Linked DNA regions of Homo sapiens: region 2 is linked to region 1. Evidence: read pairs that join two places in POLR2A ChIA-PET (ENCODE). Cell type or tissue: OCI-LY7. All regions are shown on one strand. Links, peaks and the distances in the headings refer to the core of each region. The heading gives the core; the rest is flanking DNA.

Evidence for each region. Peaks named below come from ENCODE experiments on the same cell type or tissue, not always from the same donor. Only the 100,000 strongest peaks of a DNase experiment are listed, where the experiment ranks them.
Region 2: POLR2A ChIA-PET joins it to region 1 with 11 read pairs; 6 of 35 experiments call an interaction of 5 or more read pairs at or near these places.

What each region holds. Positions count from the first base shown.
Region 1 is chr2:70,098,631-70,109,444 of GRCh38, reverse strand. It overlaps the pseudogene MRPL36P1. Among named protein-coding and RNA genes, the nearest start is that of PCBP1, 17 kb to the right of the region's middle. RefSeq lists an enhancer at 5,963-6,012. In OCI-LY7, for the core only: CTCF peaks have their summits at 5,485 and 5,688 (motif pointing left); DNase peaks (open chromatin) are centred at 1,484, 2,004, 4,644 and 5,754; H3K4me3 peaks cover 3,775 bases; H3K27ac peaks cover 4,404 bases.
Region 2 is chr2:70,219,840-70,230,653 of GRCh38, reverse strand. It overlaps TIA1 (TIA1 cytotoxic granule associated RNA binding protein), which reads left to right. Exons shown (of 13, transcript NM_022173.4): 4 at 1,336-1,390; 5 at 1,563-1,595; 6 at 2,832-2,919; 7 at 6,025-6,100. Among named protein-coding and RNA genes, the nearest start is that of TIA1, 23 kb to the left of the region's middle. In OCI-LY7, for the core only: no CTCF peak of the experiment used is centred there; no DNase peak of the experiment used is centred there.

The DNA of each region.
Region 1 (10,814 bases), core at 1,426-9,425:
TTTTAGTAGAGACGGGGTTTCACCGTATTAGCCAGGATGATTTCGATCTCCTGAGCTCGTGATCTGCCCGCCTCAGCCTCCCAAAGTGCTGGGATTACAAGCGTGAGCCACCACGCCCTGCCTATTTTTGTATTTTTAGTAGAAACAGGGTTTCACCATGTGGGCCAGGATGGTCTCCATCTCTTGACCTCGTGATCCGCCTGCCTCGGCCTCCAAAAGTGCTGGGATTACACGCGTGAACCACCGCACCCGGCCTTCTGTCTTAATTTTCACAAAAGTATTTGGCCCCAAAGGCAGCCGATGCAGGGGCAGAGTGTGAATGTCACAGGAGCCTCTGTACCTGTGACTCTTCCCACCCAGGCCCCGCCCCGCTGGGGGTGGCAGCCCTGTGGCCTTTGCAGCCAAGCAGCATGAGTCATCTTGGTCACTTGTTAAACCTTAGCTTCAGACTCAGAGCCGCTTTTGTTTTTCAGTTGAATCGGCAGCCCCGGACACACACATACCCCACCACACACCCACACACAAGCACGCGCGCGCACATGCGCAGCCAACCAGGCTTAGTTCTTAAGTGGGAGAACATATTGTTTGTCATAATTAATGTCACATTCCTGAACCTGGCCTTTCTCTGCCACCCTAGGGGCTGATGGTCTCTGTCTGGGAAGCCCTGTATGCTATCAGTTAGGGCGGGAGGTTGGGGAAGAATTCAGATCCGACCAAAGGAACAAGGCAGGAATTCATCCTCCTGTGACTGAAGGGACGTCCACAACCCAAACAGGGCCCCACTATTCCAGCCAGGGCGGCAGAGCCTCTCCTTGTCCTCCCACCCAGGGTTGGAGATTTAAGTCTCCATACGTCTCAATTCACTTCTTAACCCCAGTGGTTCTCAACCATGGCTGCATGTTAGACTCACTCAGGGAGCTTAAAAAATTTCTGATGCTCAGGTCAAAAACCAGACCAATTAACTCAGAACCTTTGAGGCCTTTACTCTTTGACCAGGTAGATTTATGATTTACAGGCTCAGATGGAGCCATACGCTCCGTCCAGCAGTCCTTCAGTACTCTGGGGTCCACAGCCCCAACAGTTTCCAGGCCCAAGAACAGTGATTGGACACCCCCACTGCTCTCTGGGCCCCCTCTGTCCTTCCTCAGTCAGTGTGGTTGAGAAAGTGCAGGGAAAGGAACACTCCTTTTCTCCCACTTCAGAGAAAGCTAGCAGCGTCCCCACCACTGCTGGCCACACACCCTGTGACCTCTGTGCTTTGCTCCGTATGCTTTTTCCTCTGTCTCATTCTCAAATGTTTAGTCTGTTTGTTGGTCTTTTCTTCTTCAGCTTATGAACATCCTTGTGTCACTACCACCTAAAAAACCCAAATCCTTATCTCCATTCTGTCTCCCCTTCAACTTAGTACCTACCTCTTAGCTTAGTGGCTTCTTCTTCTTCTTTTTTTTTTTTTTTGAGACAAGGTCTCGCTCTGTCGCCCAGGCTGGAGGGCAGTGGCGCAATCACGGTTCACTGCAGCCTCGAACTCCCAGGCTAAAGCAATCCTTCCACCTCAGCCCCTGGAGTAGCTGGGACTACAGGCGCCAGCCACCACACTGAGCTAATTTCATTTCTTTTCTTTTCTTTTCTTTTTTTTTTTTTGAGATGGAGTCTCACTCTTTCACCCAGGATGGAGTGCAGTGGTGCAATAATTTTTGTATTTTTGTATTTTTAGTAGAGATGGATTTTTACTGTGTTGGTCAGGCTGGTTTTGAACTCTTGACCTCAAGTGATCCGCCTGTCTCGGCCTCCCAAAATGCTGAGATTACAGGCATGAGCCACCGCACCCAGCCTCACTCAGCTAATTTTTGTATTTTTTGTAAGAGACAGGATTTCAGCATGTTGCCTACACTGGTCTTGAACTCCTGGGCTCCAGTGATCCTCATGCCTTGGCTTCCCAGAGTGCCGGGATTGTGGGTGTGAACCACCGCCTGGCCCTGCTAAGCTTCTTGAAGGAGTAGCCCAGAGGCAGTCTGCATATTGTCACCTCTCCTCAACCATCACAGGCGGCTTTCGCCCCAGCCCAACAAAGATACTCCCCACACTCACTAAGATCACCAATGACCTCCTTGCCACCAAATCCTTCCTTTGCTCATTTTCTTTTTCTTTCTTTCTTTCTTTCTTTTCTTTCCTTCTTTCTTTCTTTCTTTCCTTCTCTCTCCTTCTTTCTCTCCTTCTTTCTCTCTCTTTTCTTTCTTTCTTCTCTCTCTCTCTTTCTTTTTTTCTTTTGAGGGGGACAGAGTCTTGCTCTGTCGCCCACGCTGGAGTACAATGATGCAATCTCGGCTCACTGCAACCTCCACCTCCTGGGTTCAAGCAATTCTCCTGCCTCAGTCTCCCGAGTAGCTGGGATTACAGGCACACGCCACCACGCCTGGCTAATTTTTGTATTTTTAGTAGAGACGAGGTTTCACCATGTTGGCCAGGCTGGTCTCAAACTCCTGAGTGCAGGTGATCCACCCACCTTGGCCTCCCAAAATGCTGGGATTACAGGCATGAGTGAGCCCCTGCGCCCGGCGCCTGTTACAAATTAATAACACTAAAATAATAGCATTGCTTTGTGCCATTATTCCTTCATTCATTTAAAAACTTTTATTGAGAAACTACAATGTGGAGGCACTGTTTCTTAAGCTCTATGGCTATTTTTTTTTTTTTTTTCTGAGACGGAGTCTAGGTCTGTCTCCAGGCTGGAGTACAGTGGCTCGATCTCAACTCACTGCAACCTCTGCCTCCTGGGTTCAAGTGATTCTCCTGCCTCAGCCTCCCAAGTAACTGGGATTACAGGCATGTGCTGCCACACCTGTCTAATTTTTGTATTTTTAGTAGAGATGGAGTTTCACCATGTTGGCCAGGATGGTCTCGATCTCCTGACCTCGTGATCCGCCCACCTTGGCCTTTCAAAGTGCTGGGATTACAGGTGTGAGCCTCCATGCCCGGCCAGCTCTATGGCTGTTATGAACAAAAGATATGTGGACTCTGCTCTCATGAAGCTTACATTCTAGTAATAAGAAACAAAGCCAGGCACAGTGGCTCCCGCCTGTAATCCCAACACTTTGGGAGGCCAAGGTGGGAGGATCACTTGAGGTCAGGAGTTCAAGATCAGTCTGGCCAACATGGTGAAACCCCACCTCTACTAAAAATACAAAAATTAAGGCCAGGCATGGTGGCTTACGCCTGTAATCCCAGCACTATGGGAGGCTGAGGTGGGCGGATCACCTGAGGTTGGAAGTTCGAGACCAGCCTGACCAACATGGAGAAACCCCGTCTCTACTAAAAATACAAAATTAGAAGGGCGTGGTAGTGCATGCCTATAATCCCAGCTACTCGCGAGGCTGAGGCAGGAGAATTGCTTGAACCTGGGAGGCAGAGGTTGCAGTGAGCTGAGATCGCGCCACTGCACTCCAGCCTGGGCAACAAGAGCGAAACTCCATCTCAAAAACCAAAAACAAAAACAACAACAAAAATTAGCCTGGCATGGTGGCACGCCCCTGTAATCCCAGCTACTCGGGAGGCTGAGGCAGGAGAATCGTTTGAACCTGGGAGGCAGAGGTTGCAGTGAGCTGAGATCATGCCACTGCACTCCAGCCTGGGTGACAGAGTGAGAAATGAGATGTTATATTTAAAAAACTTCCACTTCTTTTACTCTTTTATTTTTTAAAATTTATTTATTTATTGTTTTCAGACAGTCTCACTCCGTCACCCAGGATGGAGTGGAGTGGTGTGATCTTGGCTCACTGCAACCTCCCCCTCCTGGGTTTAAGAGGTTCTCCTACCTCAGCTTTCCTAGCAGCTGGGATTAGAGATGCCCAGCTCCAAGCCAGGCTAATTTTTGTATTTTTAGTAGAGACAGGGTTTCACCATGTTGGCCAGGCTAGTCTCGAACTCCTGACCTTAAGTGATCCCCCCACCTCGGCCTCCCAAAGTGCTGGGATTACAGGCGTGAGTCACTGCGCCCTGCCAAAACTTCCACTTCTGATAGCAACCACAAATATGAAATATGCAGGAATAAAGTCGACCAGTAATGTGAAAGACATTATGAAAAAAAAACATTCAGAGAAATAAAGGGAATCTTTAAAAATGGAAAGAAACACTATGTATACCTAGATTGGAAAATCTAATATGAATTTTAAATTTTAATTTATTTTGGAAATACTTTGATGTAATAAAAATCAAAAGTTTAAATCAGAAAAAATAATTTTATTTTTTATTTTTAAATATTTTCTGACATATTCTGAGTCTGACTTTTGTTTGAGGAAATAATTTTAAAATGTTGAAAAATGGTATAAGACTGGTGCTACCAGTCATTACCATTTAGTACTTGGAAGTGATAACCAAACAGTGTGGAGCTGGCACAGGAAAAGACAGGTATGTCAGTAACACAGAAAGAAAAGACAGGTATGTCAGTAACACAGAAAGAAAAGACAGGTATGTCAGTAACACAGAAAGAAAAGACAGGTATGTCAGTAACACATCAATAGGAAAAAGGATAGATTACTTAGGGAATGACAAAATGTTTCATCTTGATGACAAATCTCGTAGGTTGGAGGTAGCTGCTTGCAGTTCTAATCGGGCTGTGAGGCCTAGTCTGAGTTTAGCCAGGAGTTCTGCATTTGATTAGAAATGTCTTCCGGGGGCCCGGGAAGGGGAGACAGATTCACTCGGACCACATATTTTCCCTTCTTGGATTATTCAATAAATATCATTGGACAACGAGCCTGCAATTTGGGGAAAAAAAATTACTAGCTCTTCCCATCATATATAATATATACCCAAGTAAATGTCAGATGGTTTAGATTTAAATAGTATAACAAAATGGAAATATAAAATACTAGGAGGAAAAAAGAGGAAATTTTGAAAAACAATTATTGAAGTTAGGGAAGGACTTTCCAAACCTGACTTTAAAGACAGAAACCATAAAGTTAAAGATTGATAGATTTAGCTACTTAATCATTAGACACTTCTGCAGAGCAGAAGTTAAAAGAAAACTGACACATTAAAAAAATGCATTATATGTCGAAGCGTTAATATTTTACTGTATAACGAGATCCTCAATCATTAAGAAAAATACGAACACTCCAATAGAAAAAGGTGAAAAAGATACGAATAGGCAATTCACTAAAGGAGAAATGCAAACAGCTGAGAGATACATAACATTTCTTTTTACTCACCAGTAATCCAAGAAATGAAAATTAAAACAATGCTATACCATTTTTTTCACCTGCCAAACTGGCAGAGAAAAATCTCCAGTGTGCTTAAGGATGGGGGAAACAACACTGAAATGGAGAAAATCCCAGCTAACTGGGCCTAGTCACTTTGGACACAAATTCTACTTTATAATGGTTTCCTATTTCAGAAAGCAGTCAAGCAGTAGAGGCATTTACTGGAGAGATCTGCAAAAGTTGAGAAAGGAGAAGACCTCTATGGCTAAACTATAATTCTGTAAATTTGTGGTTAGCAAGAATATCCTGTCAGACTGTTAAATTCTAGTTTCCTTTTCTTATTCTAAAACATCTTTTCTGAAGAAATGGGTCATGAGGGCTTAGCCTATTTTCCCCTAACAAAGCTTTAACATCTTGGATACCCAAATCCCTTGTTAAAATTTTGGGTATAAACTGGCCCCACCTTAGGGTACAGTGAGACAGCCCCCTACTGGGGATCACAGCATTGGCTTGAGGCCAAGAAGCCCACCCAGATGGGCCACTTCCTCCCCTGTGAGGAACAGGGGACTCACAGGTCTCCAGTCTTCTAATCCTGATCTGACACAGGTACAATAAACTCCATGTTTGTCACCTTGTTCTCAGTGGTGAGCTACAAAAATTAGCCGGACGTGGTGGCCGGCGCCTGTCCCAGCTACTGGGGAGGCTGACGCAGGAGAATCGTTTGAACCTGGGAGGCGGAGGTTGAAGTGAGCCAAGATCGCGCCACTGCACTCCAGCCTGGGATAGAGCCAGAAAAAAAAACAACAACAGTGCTCTTATAATAAATAAGACAAAATGCCCATCCCAGAAAGAAAACATGCAAAGGATATAAAGAGGTGGTTTATAAAAGAAAAAATATAAATTCAAAAATCATGAACCTTTCAGAATGCAAATTAAAATCACGAAGAGATCCTGCTTTTTGTTTAACAAATCAGCAAAGGCTAAAAAAAAAAGCAAGATGATGCCCAATGTTGGTGAAGGTACAGAAAAAGGGGCACAGTGATGACAGTACACTTTGGTAAAATCTTTCTGTAGAGTAGCATTTCTCAAAGAGTGGTGGGGGGCCCTAGGGCGCCCTCAGATCCTTTCAGGGGTCTGAGAGGTCAAAACTATTTTCTTTTTTTTAATAGGAAAATGTTTTTTAATTGGAACATTTTGGAAATAAGATAATGCAATGTCTTCTATAGTTACTCATTTACACTGAAACGTGATGGGTAACTTTTAGGGCGTTTGCTTCCAGTCACTTTCCCCTGACTCCTTGATGTGATAATTCCTTCCATAAGATACAACCATTCTCCCAAGAGACGCGATGACGAGTATGTGCGTGACTCTGGAGGGAAAGGGTCTACATCTGTCTCTGCTTGTGCCTCGGATGGGTTTTACAGTAGACGTACCACTGACCCCGCCTCTTCACCAGGTAACAGTCCTTGCAGCGCTTCTTAAGGACAGTCTTGTTTTTGAACCCCAGCGCGGGCAGCAGGTGGGGCAGGAGGCCGGGTGAGAGAAGTGAGCGCACTTCTGCCCCGGGTTCCACAGCCACGGGGGCTGCACCTCGAAGGGATCCAAATAGAAATGTGGAGAGGGCTCGAGGCTTCACTGTGTGACGACTGAGATATAGCATAGGGTTCACCATTTTCCTTATAAAAAGAGTTGCCATGTTGTGGTGAATCCGGCCGCGCGCTCTCACCCCCGCGCCGGTCCCTGCGTCGGCCCCTGCCAGGAAGAAAGATGGCGGCGGAACTATTTTTATAATAATACTAAGATGTGGCTGGGTGTGGTGGCTCACGCCTGTAATCCTAGCACTTTGGGAGGTTGAGGTGGGTGGATCACCTGAGGTCAGGAGTTTGAGACCAGCCTGGCCAACCTGGTGAAACCCTGTCTTTACTAAAAATACCAAAAAAAAAAAAAAAAAAAAAAAAAAATTAACTGGGTGCGGTGGTGCGCGCCTGTAGTCCCAGCTATTCAGGAGGCTGAGGTAGAATCGCTTGAACCTAGGAGGCAGAGGTTGCAGTGAGCCGAGATCGCGCCACAGCACTCCAGCCTAGGAGGCAGAGCAAGACTCCATCTCAAAAAAACAAAACAAAACAAAATTTGTTTGCCTTTTTCACTCTCGTTTGCTCACTGGCACAGAATGTAATTTTCCAGAGGTTAGATGATTGTGATATCACGTGATTAAGGCAGAAACAAACAGGAGACAGTGTATTCTATTGTCAGACATTAAGGAGATTTCCAAAAATGTAAATCTTAGTGTGCAAAATAGTTTCTCACACTAAGTTTTTTTTGCTTTGGAAATTTTTTTGTTTGTTTTTGTTTTTAGATGGAGTTTACTCTCGTTGCCCTGGTTGGAGTGCAATGGCGCCATCTCGGCTCACTGCAACCTCCGCCTACCGAGTTCAAGCAATTCTCCTGCCTCAGCCTCCCGAGCAGCTGGGATTACAGGCATGCGTCACCACGCCCGTCTAATTTTGTAATTTTAGTAGAGACGAGGTTTCTCCATGTTGGTCAGGCTGGTCTTGAACTCCCGACCTCAGGTGATCCGCCTGCCTCGGCCGCCCAAAGTGCTGGGATTACAGGCGTGAGCCACCGCGCCCGGCTGGAAAATAGTTATTTTTAATAAAAAATATCAACTTATGTTAGCATTTAATGGGTTTATTATAGTTATTTGTAAAATAATTAATATGTAAACATTTAAAATGTTTATATGCTTTATTTTGTGAGATGGTTAACCACATAACAAAAATGCTTTTTAGGAATCTCAATTTTTTTTTTTTGCAACAGGGTCTCACTCTGTTGCCCAGGCTGGAGTGCAGTGGTGCGATCATGGCTCACTGCGGCCTCATGGGCTCAAGTTATCCTCCCACCTCAGCCTCCCGAGTGGCTGTGACCACAGGCACTAGGCACTATACCTGGCTAACTTTCGTATTTTTTGTAGAGAAGAGGCTTTGCCATGTTGCCCAGGCCAGGATTGTCTATGAGCTTCCGGGCTCAAGTGATCCTTCCTCCATGACCTCCCAAAGTGCTGGGATTATAGGCGTGAGCCACCACATCGGCCAAACTGAGTAATTTTTAAGAGTGTAAAGGGATAAGATCAAAAAGTTTGAGAACTGCTGTTCTATAGCAAAGTGATAATGTGCATGAAAAGCCTTGGAAATGGAGCTGCCCTTAAATCAAGGCTTTCCTCTTTTGAATAATTTGATTTTGTTCTTTTGTTTTTGAGATGGAGTCTCGCTCTGTCCCCCAGGCTGATGTGCAATGGTGCGATCTCGGCTCACTGCAACCTCTGCCTTCCGGGTTCAAGCGATTCTCCCACCTCAGCCTCCCCGATAGCTGGGACTACAGGCACCCGCCACCGCGCCCAGCTACTCTTCTGTATTTTTAGGAGAGACGGGGTTTCACCATGTTGGCCAGGCTGGTCTGGAACTTCTGACCTCAAGTGATCCGCCCGTCTCGGCCTCCCAAAATGCTGGGATTACTTACAGGCGTGAGCCACCGCGCCCGGCCTCCGTTGTCTGTTCTGGAGTTCCAGACCAGCCTGGCCAACATGAAGAAACCTCATTTCTCCTAAAAATACAAAAATTACCTGAGCGCTGTGGCGGGTGCCTGTAGCCCCAGCTACCGGAGAGGCTGAGGCATAAGAATCACTTGAACTGAGCTGATATCGTGCCACTGCACTCCAGCCTGGGCGACAGAGCGAAACTCTGTCTCAAAAAAAAAAAAAAAGAAAAGAAAAAGAAAGAAAGACAGCAAAATGTACAAACAAATATGCATTAAATAGGAGAGAGGTTAAAAAAATAACATATGGCTAAAAAAAAAACGCACAAAATTGTAGTATTTATTGTAGTGAAAATGTTCACAATTTATTAAGGTAAAAAATAGGAAAAAAATATAAAATAATGAAAGAATAGTCTTTTCAACAAACAATGTTGGAACAACTGGATATCCATATGCAACAGAACAAATCTGGAATCTTACACCATATACAAAAATTAACATAAAATGAGTCAAAGACCTAAATCCGAGGTCATGAAGATTTATATTTTTGTTTTCTTCTAAGATTTTTATAGTTCTAGTTCTTACACTATAAAACTCATAGAAGAAAACATGAGTATAAATCTTCGTGACCTTAGATTAGGGAATGGTTTCTTACATATGACAATAAAAGCACAAGCAACCACAACCAAAAAAACAGAAAGAAAAAATTGGTCTTCATCAAAATTAAAAACTTTTGTGCTTCAAAGGACATTATTAAGAAAGTTATGACAACTCACAGAACGGGAGAAAATATTTACAAATTATATATCTAATAAGGTTCTAGTATATAGAATATATATAGAACTCTTACAACGCAATAATAAAAAGACAACTTAATTTTTTAAATGGGCAAAGGATTTTATTTTATTTTGTTGTTTTGAGATGGATTCTCGCTCTGTCACCCAGGCTGGAATTGTGATAGCGTGATCTCGGCTCACTGAAACCTCCACTTCCCGGGTTCAAGCAATTCTCCTGCCTCAGCCTCCCGAGTAGCTGGGACCACAGGCGCACACCATGGCACCTGGCTAAATTTTTTTAATTTTTAATTTTTTAATTTTTAATAGAGATGGGTTTTCACTATGTTGCCCAGGTTGGGGAGGATTTTAATAAATGTTTCTCCAAAGAAGATATATAAACAGCCAATAAGCAAATGGAAAGATACTCAATTAGGGAAATGCAGGTCAAAACCACAATGAGGTGTCACTTTACACCCACTAGGATGGCTACAGTAAAAAAAAGAAAAAAAAAAAAGTGGCCAGGTGCAGTGGCTCAAGCTTGTAATCCCAGCACTTTGGGAGACTAAGGCAGGCAGGCAGATAGTTTGAGACCAGCCTGGGCAATGTGGCAAAACCTTATCTTTACTAAAAATACAAAAAATTAGCCAGGTGTGGTGCCGCGTGCCTGTAGTCTCAGCTACTTGGGAGGCTGAGGTGGGAGGATCACCTGAGCTCGGGAAGTTGAGGCTGCAGTGAGCAGAGGTCGCACCACTGCACTCCAGCCTGAGCAACAGGAGTGAGACCCTATCCCAAAAAAAGAAAAAAAAGTGTTGGCAAGAATGTAGAAATATTAGAACCCTCATATACTGCTGGTGGGAATGTAAAATGATAGAGCCACTGTGAAAAAAATTTGGCAGTCCTCAAAAAGTTAAACATAGAGTTACCACATAACCCAGTAATTCCACTGATAGGTATATACTCCAAAGAAATGAAAACATATGTCCATACAAAACTTGTACACAAATGTTCAATGTTCACCATAGCATTATTCATAATAGTCAGGAAGTGGAAACAATACAAATGTCCAGCAACTAATGAATGGCTAAATAAAATGTCATATGGTCATGTGATACCATATATTGTATGACCATATCACACTTGAATATGAATATATTCAACCATTAAAAGAAAAGAAGGCTGGGTGCGGTGGCTCACGCCTGTAATCCCAGCACTTTGGGAGGCCGAGGCGGGCGGATCACGAGGTCAGGAGATCGAGACGATCCTGGTTAACACGGTGAAACCCCATCTCTACTAAAAAAATAAATAAATA
Region 2 (10,814 bases), core at 1,215-9,214, 120 kb before region 1:
TGAGATGAAATTTTGCCCTTGTTGCCCAATCTGGAGTGCAATGGCACAGTCTTGGCTCACTGCAACCTCTGCCTCCTGGGTTCAAGTGATTCTCCTGCCTCAGCCTCCCTAGTAGCTGGGATTACAGGAACGCACCACCACACCCAGCTAATTTTTCGTATTTTTAGTAGAAATGAGGTTTCACCATGTTAGCCAGACTGGTCTCAAACTCCTGACCTCAGGTGATCTGCCTGCCTCGGCTTCGCAAAGTGTTGGGATTATAGATGTGAGCCACCGCGCCTGGCTGAAACATTAAACACTTTATAGCAAAAGGTCAGTTATTGACATATAATATTAAAAAGGTAGGATAAAGCTTTTAGAGGGCAGAGGCTTGTGTTTATGTTAGTATTTTCTTTTCTTTTTTTTTTTTTTTGAGTTGGGTCTTTCTCTGTTGCCCAGGCTGGAGTGCAGCGGCGCGATCTCAGCTCACTGCAAGCTCTGCCTTCCGGGTTCATGCCATTCTCCTGCCTCAGCCTCTGGAGTAGCTGGGACTACAGGCGCCCGCCACCACGCCTGACTAATTTTTTGTATTTTTAGTAGAAACAGGGTTTCACCGTGTTGGCCAGGATGGTCTCAGTCGCCTGACCTCATGATCCGATCTGCCCGTCTCGGCCTCCCAAAGTGCTGCGATTACAGGCGTGAGCCACCGTCCCCAGGTTTTTTTGTTTTTTTTTTTTGAGATGGAATCTTGCTTTGTCACCCAGGCTGGAGTGCAGTGGCACCATCTTGGCTCACTGCAACCTCTGCCTCATGGGTTCAAGCAATTCTTCTGCTTCAGCCTCCTGGGTAGCTGGGATGACAGGCACCCACCATCATGCCCAGCTAATTTTTGTATTTTTGTAGAGACAGGGTTTCACTCTGATGGCCAGGCTGGTCTTGAACTCCTGACCTCAGGTGATCCGCCTGTCTTGGCCTCCGAAAGTGCTGAGATTACAGACGTCAGCCAGCAGCCTATGTTAGTATTTTCCATGGTGGATTGTACATGGTAAATAACAAAATATTTGCTGAATTACTCAAGCTTGGATGCTAATGGAAAAGAATGAAAGGAAAAAAAATAATATGGGTACTTTAGGTAGGAAAGGTTAATTGAATGATAACAGACACATAAAGATTAGGATTTGTCAACATTATTTGCCTAAATGTAGGTCAGAAGATTAAGTGTTGAAACTTGACCAGAGCTGGTATCTCCTTCAGTGTTTCATCTTAAACAGATATCTTCCTATGTGTTTATAGATACAAATGTGATTTTGGGCTTTATTTTTGTGAAGTATAAATGTAGAAATTTTTTTTTTTTAGGAAGTCAAAGTGAATTGGGCAACAACCCCTAGCAGTCAAAAGAAAGATACAAGCAGTAAGTATATTTTATGCTCTTTGAACATTTGTTTTTATTGTACCCAGTAGTTTTATTGTAAAGCCTATAAACATCATACATGTTTGCAGTAATGTTTTGATCGTTATCCTAAGATATGATTGAATGTGTTTGTGTTAATAAATTTAAGAACAAATCTAATCTTTGTCATCAGGTAGTACCGTTGTCAGCACACAGCGTTCACAAGGTAATTGTATCTTCTTAAACATAAAATGAAATCTCTTGAAAGGGTATTCACTAACCACCTGAAGTTTTTTTGTTTGATATTTGGGGGAGGGGGGCGGGAGGAGATATTATTTCTATTTGTCTCTCTAGCAATACTTTTCTCCCTTCTCAGTGTTGACCAAGTATAACTTGTCCGCTACTTTGGTGCTAGTTCAAGCTTTCTGACCCGTTTGGTAGCAGCTGATGCCTTAGAACTACTTTCACCAACTAAGGGGCAAAATACCCTCCTTTCTTGAGGTCACCATTTGGGCTTCATACCCAGATCTTCCAAATGCTTGAGTTGCTCCTCAAATTTTGTTTCCCAAAGAGCAATCCAAAATGTTGTTTAAGGCCTGTCAAATATGGGTAACTTTTCTTTCCAAATATGCTTTGTCAAATTGATGTATGTGTCCATTTTAAAGTGTTGGTCCAACAATTTTGCATTTTTAAAGTGTTTCTTTTTTTGATAATTGTCTTTTTTAAAAACTTCAGATATGGGTTGGTTATTTCTCTCCAATGCTTTTTTAATGGTTCTGATATAAAGTGAAGGGATTACTGTTTTCATTCTGTTGCCTTCAGTCTTAGTTCACTTGCACATGGATTCACATAAACTGAATGGTGTAATGTCTGGGCAACCAAAACTGTTGGCTTTTGAGAAAACTGTCAAATACTTTAACATCAAACTGTTGCAATGCAAGGTATTTCTTTGATTGTTCTTCACAAAATATGGTTAAACCAAGTATATATCATGTAGCTAGCTTCAGTAAATTGTGTTAACTGAGGCAAATCTAGTCTACATAATTCACAGTACCACTATTTTATTTTAATTTGTAAAGCCTTAATATAGTGGTAAACTGAATAAAAGTAAATAATTATTATTAGAATGGTAACTAAGTCATTAAATTTTTTTGCAGAACTGAAACTTGTATGTTATTAGTTTATTTTCTTAGACCAGTGTAATAATTGACTGTAAATAGAAATATAAATGTCACTTTACAGTTAGATGTATCACAGTCGTTTCAGGAGAATTTTTCCTATATTGTTACCTTGATTCATTGTTTAAAATTGGTAGGATTTGTATAGATATAGGATAGTGTTTTATTTATACTTTATCATAAGCCATAATCATTTTAAGAATACTTTATTGGATAGATTTTAGTACTTTTTAAATTCTAAAGTTCTATTTTTCTTTTCACTTCCCCTTCCTTCCCCTTATAAGATCATTTCCATGTCTTTGTTGGTGATCTCAGCCCAGAAATTACAACTGAAGATATAAAAGCTGCTTTTGCACCATTTGGAAGAATATCGTAAGTAACAGAAGATAAATAAAATCCTTTTAATTAGAAACAATTATATGTAGACATAACTTGAAAATAATTCTGTTGTGAATTTTGTACATTAATTTTATAACTTGAATATAATGTATTACATTGTTTAGAGATCATTCAAGAAGTTAACAGCAAAAGATTGTTTTCCCATTGATGAATAAACCTTTGGTTTTCAATTATCTTAAAATCCTTTTTCAATTAGCATAGCTCTTAAGAGACAAATTTGCCATTGTACATGTTTTACTTTCTTATATAGGTATCAAGCTAGCTTGGTGACAATCTTTAGTAAAATTGTGCTGTAACTAAGGAATTTAGATCTGTTGGGTACTTCTATGATACCATGCATTTTGTGTTAATATATTTTAACAAAAAGAAACCTTAACAATTCAACTTAAAAAGCAGTTATTGAATATTATTTTCTAGATATTTACACCCTTTTAAAAAAACTGCTAACAATAATAGTGCCTTAATAATATTTTATGAAGCACTGCCTTGCTTGCACTTGTTATTAGTCATACATTTTAGGCCCTTATGAATAAATACCTTACTTGAGATAGCATTCATCATAGAAGAACTTTAAAATTTTGAAAAGCATGCCATATTAGAGTAAGAATAACAAGTTGTTTACAGTACTTTCTGTAGAGTAATTAGCTTAGAAAACTTCTTCAGGGTTTCTGCTTGCTCTGTTATTTTTCCACCTAGAAGAATAGTAAAAAGGAAGTGCTAGCTGTGGTTTGGTTTGAACAGACCAACAGCAGAGATGAGATGAGGAGACTGGAAAGTAAATGCCAGTAGTATTGGTGAATTTTAGGAGCTTTCGTTTGAAGAGTTATCGTTCCTTGATTAGGGGATGTGACCAAGGAATTACCAACTTTAAAGGTGGTCACAGAATTAGGGCTTATAAATGGACTTCTTTCAGATGACATTTTTCTTTGTGAGACCTGATCAGGAAAATAAGTACAGCTTTCATTTCTTGATTGTCCTTCTTAATAATATCTTAGAGTTTCAATAATAATTAGCTTGCTTTCGAATATCTGGACTTAGACAGTCTTAGCCTTTGGCCTCTCAAGGGCTCTAAATCTCTATGCACAATTTTGTGTTTTCATTTTGGTGTGGAAAATCTTTGTAAATTTTATCCTATTGTCAGAGTAGTCATAGAACCATAAAAGGATAAAGAAGCCTGATCTAGATCTTTGCTGCTGCTTCAGAGAATCTTTTCAGAGAGAAATAAATGAGTTGAATATTTTTCAAGACTAACATTTTCTGAAACTTTAAGAAGAAAAAATTTTCTAACATTGTGAACAGATTAAGTAGCTATTTTATTAAATGCTTTGATTTTAATTGAGGTAGTTTTTTTGAAAACACGGGAATTTTAGTTTGGAATTAGGCAAAGATTGTTTAACAGTTGGTGAGTTTAAGTTAAGTGACCTTCAGATTTTAGCAATTTCATGATTTACAAATCGTGGGTTATATTTTTTTCTCTTAAATATATTTCTGTGTCATATTTTTAGTCTGTAGATTTTCTTATGGTCCCATGATTATTGGTGTATACTTTTTTTTTCTTGGTAAGACCTTTAAGTTTTATGATTTTCAATTGAGATAATGTATAATGTTTGAGTTTTAGGCTATATAAGGAATTAGCTTTCCTGCATTTAAAGGAATCATTTGGCAGTCAGTAGCATATTTTCCTGATTTTTTGTTGTTGTTAAAGGAGATAAGTTGATAACTGTATGTTGAAGGGTTCTCATGATATTCTCTAAAAAGTGCAAATATCAGTGCTTGATTTATAGATGTGTAATAAACAGTGGTCTGTAAAAGCATGTAGTATAAAAAATATGGTATTTTCCCTTATATACAGCCTATAAACTCTTCCTATTCCTTGAGTTTAGGGTAGACTAACAAATTACAGCGTAGAAGAGAGTCAGCTACCAGATTAAATGCATGCGTACCATACAGATAATTTATTAAGTATTTTTGCATATTGAACATTGACTTACATTAATTTTCCCTTTTCACCACCACGTCTTTGTCATTTTGACCCTGAACACTTAATAAATCACTCAGATTGATCTAAAATATGCTTATGTATACTTTAATAGAAAATTACATTGCATGGCTTTCTGACTTGGGTTTTTGTTATAAAAGTGCCTGTTTTGTTCATGTGTCCTGAGAGAGCAAGCATTGTGACATACCTGACTAACTTAAAAGCAGATTGCCTGTGAAGCACAATTTGAGTCCAATTTTTTGAGGTATGGAGTTTTAGCTATCATGGCTGGGTTTTTACTCAATCTCAAATAATAGGGCTCTGGTTATTTTGCAGAGTGTCTCTGAAGAATGGACAGAATTGCCCTGGCTAACTACAAGCTACGGTTCACAGTGGATAAATGTTGGCGTGCTTTTTTACTTTCTGACTTTTTAAAATTTTGCTTTTATATCTTGTAGTTCCAATCAATTTTATATGAATGCTATTATAAAATTCAGTGTAAAATCTTTTCTTGTCTAGCTTAAAACTTGTGTGTGTCTAGTATTTTTCTTCAATGATTTAACATTTCTGAAAATGTCAAGTTCTCAAAATTTAGACAAAAAGGGGGGTATAAATTGATCTGAAAAAATTAAATAGTTTAATTAGTTTAGGGAATATACAACTTTTTCATTCTTTTGGTTTCCAGTTTTCTATTTTTTTTTAATGATTAGGTAGAATATAGTGTCAAATAAGTTATAAATTGCATGGTTAAAGAAAGCCATTCATCTAATGTCCTGTGAACTTTATAAGTGGTTAAGTAGTTCATGTGAGTAGCTGCTTTCACCATGCTTAATATTTAAAAGTTTAAAAAGTTTTTTGAAGAGAGAGGCAATTTCTGTACAATATAAATATACATATATACTTAAGTTATTGATTTGCATGTCTATAAAATTAAGCCTCATTTCCTAATACATGATAAATTTTGTAGAATAAAAGGTGAATTTGCATTAAAGGTTCACTTTAATGAAGGTGAAACATGAGAATGAGTTGTGTGTGAAATTCTTATTTGATATCCAGAGGATAGTTTGCAAACCTAAACTTCTGATTGTTTCTGATTTCAGAGATGCCCGAGTGGTAAAAGACATGGCAACAGGAAAGTCTAAGGGATATGGCTTTGTCTCCTTTTTCAACAAATGGGTGAGCTCAGTGAGAAGTGCATGGATAATGCTTAAAGAGTAAAGAATGGAAACACTCCGTTTTAATTACTAATCTTTTTTTCGTCTGCTGTTTATTTTACTGATGATTAAAATAAACCCTCACTAGAAGATTTCTTCTGTTTTGTCTGTTTAACATTTATTGGCACCTGAGGCATGCAGAGTACTGATAAGATGTTTTCAGAATGTAGAAAGTAAAGTTGTTTAAATTATCAGCCAAAGGTAGATGTTGAAAATCTCATTTATGGATTTAATTCATTATCTCCCTAGTTTATATTCCCATGGTAGTTTAAAAGTAGCTAATAAAATACTGTGAGGAGGCCGGACGCAGTGGCTCACACCTGTAATCCCAACACTTTGGGAGGCTGAGGCGGGTGGATCACCTGAGGTCAGGACTTTGAGAACAGCCAGGTCAACCTGGTGAAACCCTGTTTCTACTAAAAATACAAAAATTATCCGGGCGTGGTGGCAGGCGCCTGTAGTCCCAGCTACTCGGGAAGCTGAGGCAGGAGGATCACTTGAACCCAGGAGGCACAGGTTGCAGTGAGCCGAGATCATGCCACAGCACAGCCTGGGCGACAGAGTGAGACCCTGTCTCAAAAAATAAATAAATAAATAAAAATACTGTGATGGATAGGAACTTTTTAAAAAATTAAATATTACCCGGGCACAGTGGTTTATGCCTATAACCTCAGCACTTTGGGAGGCTGAGAAGTTTGAGATAAATACTGGCAATATAGTGGGACCCTATCTCTACAAAATATATATATTTTTTATTTTACTTTTTTTTTAATTTTTTTTTTTCCGGGAATTCCGAAAATTCAGCCGAGCCCAGTGGCTCACACCTGTAATCCCAGCACTTTGGGATGCCAAGGTGGGCGGATCACTTGAGGTCAGGAGTTCAAGACCAACCTGGACAACATGGCAAAACCCCATCTCTACAAAAAATTAGCCAGGCATGGCGACACATGCCTGTAGTCCCAGCTACTTGCAGGGCTGAGGCGGGAGGATCACTTAAATCCAGGAGGCCAAAGCTGCAGTGAGTCATGATCAAGCCACTGTACTCCAGCCTGGGTGACAAAGTGAGGCCCTGTCTCAAGAAAAAAAAAGTTGAAAATTGTAAAGTACATTGAGAGGTGAAAACAATACAAGCTCAATCATGTACATGTCCCATCTACCAAAGATTTTTTTTTTCCTGTAAGATGAGAAAATAAAAATTAAGAGAATTTATTTGGTTCTCAAAACTTTACTATTAAGCATAGCATAATGTTTTAGAAAGGTAGAAAAATACCTTCTATAATGGATTGATAGCCGTGATTAATTTGAGTTCCTTAGAGGATTGATTCATAGGTTTTAGGATGTTTTAGTGCAAGTTAGGGAAATAAATTGGCGGTTTGATGGGCTAGGAACTCATTTTTCACATTTTCGAGATTGTGGACTGTAGGGTTCTGCTATATAAAAATCACTGTTGAATGTGTATTTAGTATGAACTAGAGTCAAATAGCAAAGGATGTCTCTTGATAACCTGTGTATGGCCTCTGGAGTTAGCCAGAGATGTATACAAATTCTGACAACCATTATAAAACAGATGTAACTTTGAGTAAATAATATAATTTTTTTTTTGAGACGGAGTTTCGCTCTGTTGCCCAGGCTGGAGCGCAATGGCGCAATTTCGGCTCACTGCAACCTCCATCTCCTGGGTTCAAGCAATTCTTCTGCCTCAGCCTCCCAAGTAGCTGGGATTACAGGTGCCGCCACCATGCACGGCTAATTTTTTGTATTTTTAGTAGAGACAGGATTTCACTATGTTGGCCAGGCTGGTCTCAAACTCCTGACCTTGTGATCCACCTGCCTCGGCCTCCCAGAGTGCTGGGATTACAGGCGTGAGCCACTGCGCCCGGCAGTAAATAATATAATCTTCTATAAAATCTTCTATAAATTTAAATCTATAAATTTCAACTTATGTAAAATTTGTGATACGTGCTTGGCTCTGTTACGCAGTGCTACAGCCCTGATTGCAATTACCCCCAGCCTCTCTTCCTATGTTCTACATGCTAGGAAGACCACAATACTGATTGAGCTTAGCTTCTCTGCCTACCCCAAAATAACTGAATGTTCCTGGAAAAAAACTGAGTTCAGGTGGTTTTGCTTCTAATTTAATGGTCACACACTTTAGGTGAGTACAGAGTACTGTCTTGGCAAACATGTGTTTCTCATCTTTCAACCACCAAACTTACATAAAATTCATCCACCTTCCCATTCTTCCTATTATAGTACAGGAAAGGTCCTTCCTGTCAAAGGCAAAATCACTTATGATTGTGTCCCCATCTCTCTTGCCTTTTCAAGGACTTTGAGCCTATGCTGCCACTGCTTCATTGTTTTTTTTTTGTTTGTTTGTTTTGTTTTGTTTTTGTTTTAACAGCAGCTTTATTGAGATATAATTCAAGTATACAGTGTGGCCGGGCACAGTGGCTCACACCTGTAATCCCAGCACTTTGGGAGACTAAGGCAGGCAGATTACTTGAGCCTAGGAATTTGAGAGCAGCCTGGGCAAAATGGCAAAACCCCTTCTCTACAAAAAATGAGCCAGGCATGGTGGCACACACCTGTAGTCCCAGTTACTTGAGAGGCAGAGGTGGGGGAATCACCTGAGCCCAGGAAGTTGAGGATCCAGTGAGCTGAGATTGCACCACTGCACTCCAGCCTGGACGACAGAGACCCTGTCTCAAAAAAAAAAATTTTTTTTTTAAAGTATACAATTCAGTGGTTTCTAGGTAATTCACAGAATTGTGCAACTATTACCAAAATAAATTTTAGAATATTTTTACCACCCCAAAAAGAAGCTACATGACTCATTAGCAGTCACTATCCTCCTTTCATGCCCCTCCTGCCAGCCCTGAACAATTGTCAATCTACTTTCTGTCTCTGTAGATTTCCCTGTTCTCAACATTTCCTATAAATGGAATCATAATGTGCTGTTCTTGTTATTACTGCTATTCTGTGTCATCACTCTATTCCTTCTCTACTGGATCATTCTCATCAACCTAGGATCTCTCTTTTTTTTTTGGAGAGAGGGTCTCACTCTGTCACTCAGGCTGGAGTGCAGTGGTGTGATCATAGCTCACTGCAGCCTCGAACTCCTGGCCTCAATCCATCCTCCTGCCTCAGCCTCCAGAGTAGCTGGGACCACAGGTGTACACCACCATGCCCACCTAATTTTTTTTTAAAAAAAGGCCAGGCATGGTGGCTCACACTTGTAATCCCAGCACTTTGGGTGGCCGAGGCAAGCAGATCATGAGGTCAGAAGTTCGAGACCAGCCTGACCAACATGGTGAAACCCCGTCTCTACTAAAAATAGAAAAATTAGCCAGGCATGGTGGCACACGCCTGTAATCACGGCTACTCAGGAGGCTGAGGCAGGAGAATCGCTTGAACCTGGGAGGCAAAGGTTGCAGTGAGCTGAGATTATGCCACTGCACTCCAGCCTGGGCAACAGAGTGAGACTCCGTCTCAAAAATATATATATATATTTTTTTGTAGGAACAATCTCACTTTGTTGCCCAGTCTGGCCTCGAACTCCTGGCTTCCACCAGTCCGCCCGCCTTGGCCTCCCAAAGTGGTGGGGTTATAGGCATGAGGCACCGTTCCTGGCCATCTAGTATCTCTTAATCAAAACCACTGTTTATCCTCACATCCCTTCCCTAACTGTATCCCCATTTCTTGGCTATAATTCTCAAGAGTTGTTTGCATATGCTTCTACTTTATCTCCCATTCACAACCACCAACATAGATACATCTCTGTTTTTTTTCCACTTTTTTGAGTGAGTAGTTTTATTTTTTTCCTGAGGAGCTGTATCAAAGTATCATAAACTGGATGGCTTAGAGCAACAAAAATTTATTTTCTCAATGTTTTGGAGGCGTGAAATTCACAATCAAGGTGTCAGCATGTCCATGCTCTTTTGAAGGCTCTGTAGAAGAATCCTTTGTTGCTTCTTCCAAGCTTCTGGTGGTTGCTGGTAATTCTTGGCATTCATTGGCTTGTAGCTGTATAACTCCAATCTCTGCCTTCATCTTCACATGACCATCTTCTCTCTTTGTGTATCCATATAATCATCATCTTTTTTTTTCGAGACAGGACCTCACTCTGTCACCCAGGCTGGAGTGTGGTGGCACAATCACAACTCACTGCAGCCTTGACCTCCCAGGCTTAGGTGATCTTTCCATCACAACCTCCTAAGTAGCTGGGACTACAGGTGTTGCAACACCATGCCCAGCTAATTTTTCTATTTTTTGTAGAGACAGGATTTTGTCATGTTGTCCAGGCTGGTCTCGAACTCCTGGGCTCATGATCCACCTGCCTCGGCCTCCCAAGTGCTGGGATTATAAGTGTGAGCCACCGTGCCCAGTCTGATCTTTACTTCTTATGAGGACTTGAGTCATTGGATTTGGGGCCCACCTTAATCCAGTATAACCTCATCTTAATTACTTCGGCAAAGACCCTGTTTCCAAATAAGGCCATATTTCACAGATACCAGGGTATAGGACTTCATATCGTTTTGAGGGACACAATTCAACACATAACATTAGTTAAGCGTCTCATGGAGTTCGGACTGGTTGGGGTGATAATATTTGTTTCTTTTTAAGAATGTGCATTTCCTGCCAGGCACAGTGGCTCATTCCTGTAATAACAGAACTTT